Linked DNA regions of Homo sapiens: regions 1 and 2 are each linked to region 3. Evidence: chromatin loops called from intact Hi-C (ENCODE). Cell type or tissue: OCI-LY7. All regions are shown on one strand.

Evidence for each region. Peaks named below come from ENCODE experiments on the same cell type or tissue, not always from the same donor. Only the 100,000 strongest peaks of a DNase experiment are listed, where the experiment ranks them.
Region 1: a loop joins it to region 3, with 5 times the contacts of the local background. A loop is called at or near these places in 1 of 110 quality-filtered maps.
Region 2: a loop joins it to region 3, with 8 times the contacts of the local background. A loop is called at or near these places in 1 of 110 quality-filtered maps.

Annotation. Positions count from the first base shown.
Region 1 is chr1:36,884,189-36,886,688 of GRCh38, reverse strand. The region is part of intron 2 of GRIK3 (glutamate ionotropic receptor kainate type subunit 3); the gene reads left to right. Among named protein-coding and RNA genes, the nearest start is that of GRIK3, 150 kb to the left of the region's middle. In OCI-LY7, CTCF peaks have their summits at 756 and 967; DNase peaks (open chromatin) are centred at 1,698 and 2,408; H3K4me3 peaks cover 1,655 bases; H3K27ac peaks cover 1,958 bases.
Region 2 is chr1:36,863,142-36,865,641 of GRCh38, reverse strand. The region is part of intron 5 of GRIK3 (glutamate ionotropic receptor kainate type subunit 3); the gene reads left to right. Among named protein-coding and RNA genes, the nearest start is that of GRIK3, 170 kb to the left of the region's middle. In OCI-LY7, CTCF peaks have their summits at 1,045 and 1,244 (motif pointing left); a DNase peak (open chromatin) is centred at 1,251.
Region 3 is chr1:36,949,501-36,952,000 of GRCh38, reverse strand. All of the region lies in intron 1 of GRIK3 (glutamate ionotropic receptor kainate type subunit 3), which reads left to right. Among named protein-coding and RNA genes, the nearest start is that of GRIK3, 84 kb to the left of the region's middle. In OCI-LY7, no CTCF peak of the experiment used is centred here; DNase peaks (open chromatin) are centred at 10 and 1,220; H3K4me3 peaks cover 1,884 bases; H3K27ac peaks cover 2,500 bases.

The sequences.
Region 1 (2,500 bases), 65 kb after region 3:
ACATTAATGCACTTTACTATATTTTATATCTCAATAAAAAAATTAAGTGCCATCTTTCTGCAACCCTCAATGTCCCTGTGATGACATGCCTAAGACAGATACCATCCCTCTGCTATGACTGGCAACACCACTGTCACACCTTGGCACATTCCTGCTGTTGGATCACACTCCCCTTTGGGTACCCTCTATCCCTCAGGGAGAGCCCCATGTTCCATGATCTTTATTTTTTCTTCTCATCTTTGGTTTTTTAAACAGCATTCTCCTGAGGCATCTTTAGGACTCTTCCAAGGAACCTGGGGCTTGGGGCAAATTCTAATTAATCCAGAAATAATTCATTTTCCCTAGACAGAAGTCCTCGTCATTGCTTTCTTCCCCTCCAGCTGGATCCAGCCACCTCGGGCCCTGTGGGGGGAGGGGACACAGAGGCATAAAGCCTGGCACCACCTGCCCTGCCAGCTCTGCTTGAATTAGTCCTTCCCTCCACATGAGGCCGGGGGCCTTTCCCTGTTAAAATGGACTTTCTCTTATTGTCTTTATCTTTTCATGTTTTGTGGAAATTAAAAGATGAGTGACTTCCAGGCAGCGCCAGAGGCAGCAGCAGCGCAGAGAGTGTCTGTGTTTTCTTCCAAGGCTGACCGGAGTGGGCCTGGAATTGACCCAGGGCTCCCCAGGCTCCTCCGCCTTCACTTATTCTCTGGGCTGCTCAATTCCTTTTAAGACACAAATTGATTGGGATAATTTTTGCCATAACTACAATTGCCATGGAAAGGGAGTGGGGGGACAGCATTCAGGCTGTGGACTCCTGCAATGACTGTGAACCATTGAGTTACTGTAAAATGACCAGAAAATGGATTTAAAATTGAAGCCACAAATAATGTAATTACTGCAGTGTGATCAGGGCTGCCAGAACAAGAGTTGGCTGCTGCCCTGGAAACATCTGGAAGAAAAGCTGCTGCTGCTGCTGTAAGCCCTGCCCTGGTCCCTGTGGGGGCAGCAGTGTTCTTCCCAGCTGGGAAGTCCTCAGAGGGTGGAAGGAACATGGAGGAGACAGGAAAGGGGAGGTGGAGAGAGGCCAGGGAAAAGCAATAGGTGAAGGCCAGGACTGATGCTTCCTGCTATGCAAGAGTAAAGTCTAATCACTGCATCTCTTGCAGAATGAAACCCAGTGTGGTCATCATCATCATCACCACCATTGACTCTACTATCAACACCAGTACACCAGCACCACAATTACTGTTTTCACCAGCAACAATGGTATCATCTCCACTCTTAATATCAGCACCACCAACACTACCCCCACTGTCATCACCTCCATCACTGCCATGACAGCAACATCTTCATCATCACCAGTCTCATCAGCACCAACATCTCTGCCACCATCCCACTGATACTGTCAGTACCATCAACGTTGTGATCACCTCCTCTCTCATCAATGCTGACATCCCGTCATCCCCTGTCATTATCACCACTACAGTGAAGGCACCAACACATTTATCATTGTCAGTCTCATCAACACCAACATCAACATCACCATCCCGCCATTACTATCACAACATCAACATGATTAATTTCACCCTCAGCAATGCCGTCACCATTATCATCATTGGCAGCCTCACAATATGGTCTTTAGTATCACAACGATTTCAGTTGCCTTTGTCATAATCCTCACAGTCTGTGTCAAAATAAAAGTCACTTCTTTGAAGAACACTCTTACAATCCTCTGCATCATCAGACTTTGTGTTGGTCCACTCTCCCTTGCCTTGGTCCAACAACATGCCCAGACCTTGGACATGACCTAAGAGGCCAGGCCGTGTAATGGTAGCAGTGGCAGGGAAGCCTGGACCTGACTGCTTCAAGGCATCAATCAATGAAGGAAATCTAAGAGGCAGATGCGTAGAGGTGGTGGTGGGAGGGAATGAGACATTCAAATCATTCAACCAAGTCTTCAAACTGAAGGTGTTCCAGGAAAAAGAATAGACAGATAATATAGTGGGACAGAAACCAGAGGCATCAGGGGACAGCTAGAAGGGTCAAAACAAAGGTAGGAGAGAGTATGAGGGAAACCTACAGGGTTTACAGGGTGCCCACGGCCTCAGGCTTGGGCAAGCCCTGGACTGCTGTCACTCACTGTTACCATCTCTTCCATGTTGGTACCCAGCTCCCATGGTTGCAGAGTGACTCACACATGGCCTCCTTCCTCAGGAAGTGCCTAATCTGAAGGGGACAAGGTTGTCGGGGAAGATATGCAACACCCCCAGACGGCAGAAGAATAGCACGAATGGGCAGTGAGGGTGCAGGTCCGAGCATGGCCTCCTTGGGGAGAGGGAACTGAAAAAAGAACTAGTCCTAAATTTGACAATTCACCAGCAAACCCAGAGTTCCTGTTTTTAAAGCATTTATTATCACTGTGGTTTGTCTCACACACCTGCTCACACCAAGGGCTACCCAAGGCATGTTGACTCAAAGGTGACAAGAGCAGGAACAAGATGGTGCTTCCCCG
Region 2 (2,500 bases), 86 kb after region 3:
GCCCTTGCAATACACACAGTTCTGCAGTGGAGTATGGGGCGGGGTCTCCCAGAGTATCTCCCAGCAGAACCCCATCGGTTGGAGCACCAGCTGTGCTCCTGGTCCTCTCCCTCAGTCATATCCTGCTTCCGGTCTTCAGGATCCACTTCCGGCCCTGTTGCCGAGGCCTCTACCTCGTGATCCTCCCTCTTTGTGCCCATTGGTCAGTTGTGGCTTATTTGGGAGGACAGTGGCATCTGGCATTTATCTCCTTCCCTTTAGGAAACCCACATCACCAACTCTTCGCCTCTAAAAAAAATTCTCCAAATTTGCTTCTTCCATGCAGAAGATATTTTAATTACCCCAGCTGCCATTATCTGTTCCAACCAGCTTTGAGCCATTCCCAGATAACCTCGCATTAATCAGCCCCAGCTGAGCCCCTGGTACATGTCATGTGTAGGTAAAAGCCTGGAGGTGAAAAAAGAATTATAATAAATTAATAGATAAGCAATCACAATTAATGCCACTTCCTGGCAATAACAGTGATATCATGGGGAAGATATTTTCATCTGTCATTCCTTAAGGCGATGTTTTCCAAGCTTCAGCTCCTACCCATTCAGACCCATGGGGTGCTAATGAATTAGTTTATTATGTTATGCTGAATGTTTCTAAAAGGTCCCTCGTCGATACTGAATTCAGTGTGTCAACATTTGGCATCGAGAACACAACTTTTTGCCAAGCAGCAAGGTTGCACACAGTTCACAGTGTACAGCACTTGGGGTCTTGGCCCTGGGCAGTCTGAATTAAAAAAAAAAAAAAAATGGAGCTGGACAAAAGAGCCTCTTCACCAGCTCCCCATTGTCATTGTCCTCGTATCACGGGGATGGGGGCACTCTGTGCCACAGGCCCTACAACACTTTGCAGCTAAGCCCAGGCTCAGGGGTTACAGGGAGGAAGGTCATCCCAATCACTACCACCCCAACCTGCCCCCTCCCGGGCTGTGATCAGCTGCAGCCTCTGTGTCAGTCTCAACAGACCAAATGCTGCCTCTGGAGACCAGAAGGGCTGGTTCCACCAGCACCCAAGCTCCCACCAAGGCCAGAGATGCTGCCCTTCACACTGAGTCAGGTTGGCCTCTGGTTACCTAGATGAGGGTAAATCGAGTCATGGAGGCCCTGGGCAGTCTAAAGCTTTGGCATCTTTCAAGCCTTAGATATCAGGTCAACACTGAATTGGAGAAGAGACTGAATGCCATGCAAGGAAAGGTGAGGAGGGCGCCCCCTGTAGGCAGAGCTCAGCTTCTCTTCCATGGTCGCAGCAGGTCAGCCCTGGCCCCAAACTTGCATAACACCACTGTCCAAAAGGAAATCCTTCCAGCTCCCCAGACCCTCCTGGTTGAAAGGCAGTTTGGGGAAGATCTCATCCTCCACCCCAGGCAGTTTACCAACCCTCTCCTAAACTTCCAGTCTGTAGATAACCCTGAGTTAATTAGCCCCAGCTGAGCCCCTGCTACATGTCACATGTAGATAAAAGCCTAGAGGTGAAAAAAGAACTATTATAATAAGTTAATAGATAAACAATGACAACTAATGCCACTTCCCGGCAATAACACTTATATCATGGGGAGGGTATTGGGTTGGTGCCATTAAAATAATAACAAAAACCACAATGACTTTTGCACTAACCTAGTATTTTCATCTGCCCTTCCTTGAAGCTGCCCCTGAGAGGAGGATGTGAAACACTTGTCGCTACATTCCAGGCTCTTCTCAGTGATGCTTAAGTGCCCCAGGAGCCACTCAGCTGGCTGACCCTTCTTTCCACTTTGGGTAACAGGAATATTCAGCCCATAGCTCATAGGGGAGACAGACCCAGACACAAGCAGTTGTTACCAGTGGCATGAAAGCCCAGAAGTCTCAGGATAAGAGCAGAATCGCGTCTGACGCACTCTGTTGTGCATGTGTACAGGAGCAATCAGGAGGGGCTTCCTGGAAGAGGTGATACTTGAGCTGATTCTTGGAGAATAGCTCACCCAAGAGAGGTCAAGAAGACAAGCATTCTTGCCTGGAAATAGAAGGCATACAAAGGTGCTGAACAGAGGGACGAGAAGCAGGACAAAGGGTACAGGGGCCAGCGAGACTGGGAAAATTAAGGCCTGAACTTGCATCCTGGGACAAAAAAATTGAGAGGGTAGGAAGGAAAGTGAGCCTGGAGGGGTGGAGAGCTTTGGAAAACTGTACTAAGGAATTTGTACCATATTCTGAAAAGACTACAAGGAGTCATGGAAGTATTTGAAGTGTGGAAATGACAGGCTTGGATTTATACCTTAGAAAGATCCCTCTAGTCCCTGCCCAGAGGGTGACTGCCCTGGCAGTGGGCATGAGTTGGGGGCTGGGCAGGTAGAGCCTCTCGGTAGGAGGAGATGCGTCATCATAGGGAAGAGGGAGGGCTCTGGAGCTGGGTAGCCTGGTGTTGACTCTGTCACTCCCCAGTTACAGAACCTTGAGCAAAAGGCCTAATATCT
Region 3 (2,500 bases):
GGCAGGAACATTCATTTCCCTTCGATGCTCCTCCCCACAAGACAGAACCCACCTGGCAGAGGCCCTGGCTGTTTGGCAGAGTGGGCAGAGCATGGGGCAGCTGCCCTCTACCTGCCCTGCCTCCTGTGGTCCTCCCGCCCCTCCGCCCTCCAACCTCCTTCTCTCTGCTTCTTCCCTGTTCCCCCCATTTCTGCCCTCTCCTCTCCCTCCTCCTCGTCTTCCTCAGCCCCTTTCATCCTCTTCTCCTTCTCCCTCCCCCTTTTATTCCTCCTCTTCCTCACCTTCTCTTCTTTCTCCCCCATTATTTTCCTGCTGCCCTGCCCAAGGGGGAGAGCACAAAGGGTAGTCAAAGTTAATTTAGGCTCAAGTACCTGGTCACCTAGAAACAAGGCCAGTCCCCCAATGCAGGGCCTCAGCCGTGGCCTCATTAATCTGCATGCGACCAGCATTGCCAGTTCGACATAAGTAGGACAGAAGCCATGCTGCCGAGGAGAGGGGGCCTTGGGCTCTGGCCACTTGGTCCCCCAGCAGTCACGTGGCCACCCCCCAAGTGTGCAGTGGGAAGAAGACAAAGGAGAAGGAAGGAGAAACAAAAGACCCCAGGGCATCTGCTGTCCCTTCTTCCACATGTCCTAGATTTCGGCCCAAGGACCCCTAAGTATTTGCTGTCCCTTGCTGGTATTGTCCTTGATCGTGATCACTCTTCTTCACCCTGAGTCCGGCATTCTGTTGGTCCTTCCCTTCAGAGGGTGCTGCCAGACTTGGAGTCACTAGTCTCAGTCTCTGCTCACATGTCCTGACCCTCAGAGGACTCTAATGTCCAGCCCCCTGCTGTAAGCTTCTGCAGCAGGTGACACTGAACAGCTTGGCCTCCTGGCCCAGCCAGCTCCTCTACAAAGCCAGAAAGACAAAGGTCATTTGCATGCTCCAGACCTTCTCCTTTCCTGGGCCCTGCTCTGGGAAAATTTCCCTTTGGGTCTGAGCACATTTGTTCCACCCTAACTCTGCTAACATTTAGAAAAACCTGGGGCCCCAGTCTGCAGCAGAGGCTGCATCATGCCCCACCCCAAACCCTCCTGCCCCACTCCAGACCCTCCGCTCCCCGTTGCTGTAACTTCAGAGGCTTCTATCATCCCAGGGGAGTGAGTGTAGAATTGGTAGGGTGACAGCATGTGATCACTCACGAGATCAGCTCCCGCGCAAATCATGAACCTCCAAAGCCACAGTTCTGCTCAGCTGCACAGAAAACATCAAGTTCTCAACAAGACAGTTTCTAAGAATAAACAAACAGATAAATCGCATGTAGCCTCTTGCCTTTACCAAAGCAAGTTGTGCAGCAGGATGTGGGTACCAATTGGGCCACAGTCTCTGTGCCTCTGCTGTGTCACCCCACCGTCTGCACAGCCAAAGACTGGCTTAGCCAAGCCCAGAGCATGTTGTCCAAAGGCCATTCCAGCTTCATCTTCCTGAAATCTGATTTGTCTGGGAGTGTGGAAAGATGGGCTTAAACATTGGCCACAACCTAACTGCCAATCTGTTAGGATTTGTCAAATAAATTATGGAGCATCCACATTTTATTGGAAAAATATTATTTTATAAATGGAGAAAAGCCTGGAAAGACCTCTACCAAAATACTAAAGGTGCTTTTTCTGGATGGTGCATTTATAAATGTTGTTAACTTCTTTATGTTATTCAATGGACATGCATTTTGTGAGCAGGAATGATTATATTTAAAAATCTGAGTTTGAATGCCAATTTGATCGTGTCTCAGCTGTGCTATCTTTGGCAAGCCACTTCTTTTCCAGAGTTCCAATTTCTACACTTCTAGGACTGGGGTAATAAAGTCATTTTCATAGCATTGTTCTGAGAAAGAAAATGAGATCATGTGTATGTGTATTGTGTGTGTGTTGTGTATGTGTGTACCCTGAAGCTAGATCTGGCACACTTTTAGAGCAACTCCAGTATGATGGCCACACACAGACACTCTAGAGCCAGGTGGCCTGGATTCAAATCCTGGCTCTGATATTTACCAGCTGTGAGATTTTGGGAAGGTTGCTTGACCACTCTGTGCCTCTGTTTCTTCTCTGTAAAGTGGGGTTGTGATATGAATTAAAAGAATTAGGGCCAGGCGTGGTGGCTTATGCCTGTAGTCCCAGCACTTTGGGAGGCCGAGGTGGGCAGATCACCTGAGGTCAGAAGTTCGAAACCATCCTGGCCAACATGGTGACCCCCCTGTCTCTAATAAATATACAAAAAGTATTAGCCGGACATGGTGGCACACACCTGTAATCCCAGCTACTCAGAAGGCTGAGACAGGAGAATCACCTGAACCTGGGAGGCAGAGGTTGCAGTGAGCCAAGGTTGCACTATTGCACTCCAGCCTGGGGCAACAGAGCGAGACTCAAAAAAAAAAAAAAAAAAAAAAAGAAAGAGAGAGAGAGAAAGAAAAAAAAGAAAGAAAAGAAAGACATGCAAAGTACACAATAAGAGCACAATAAAG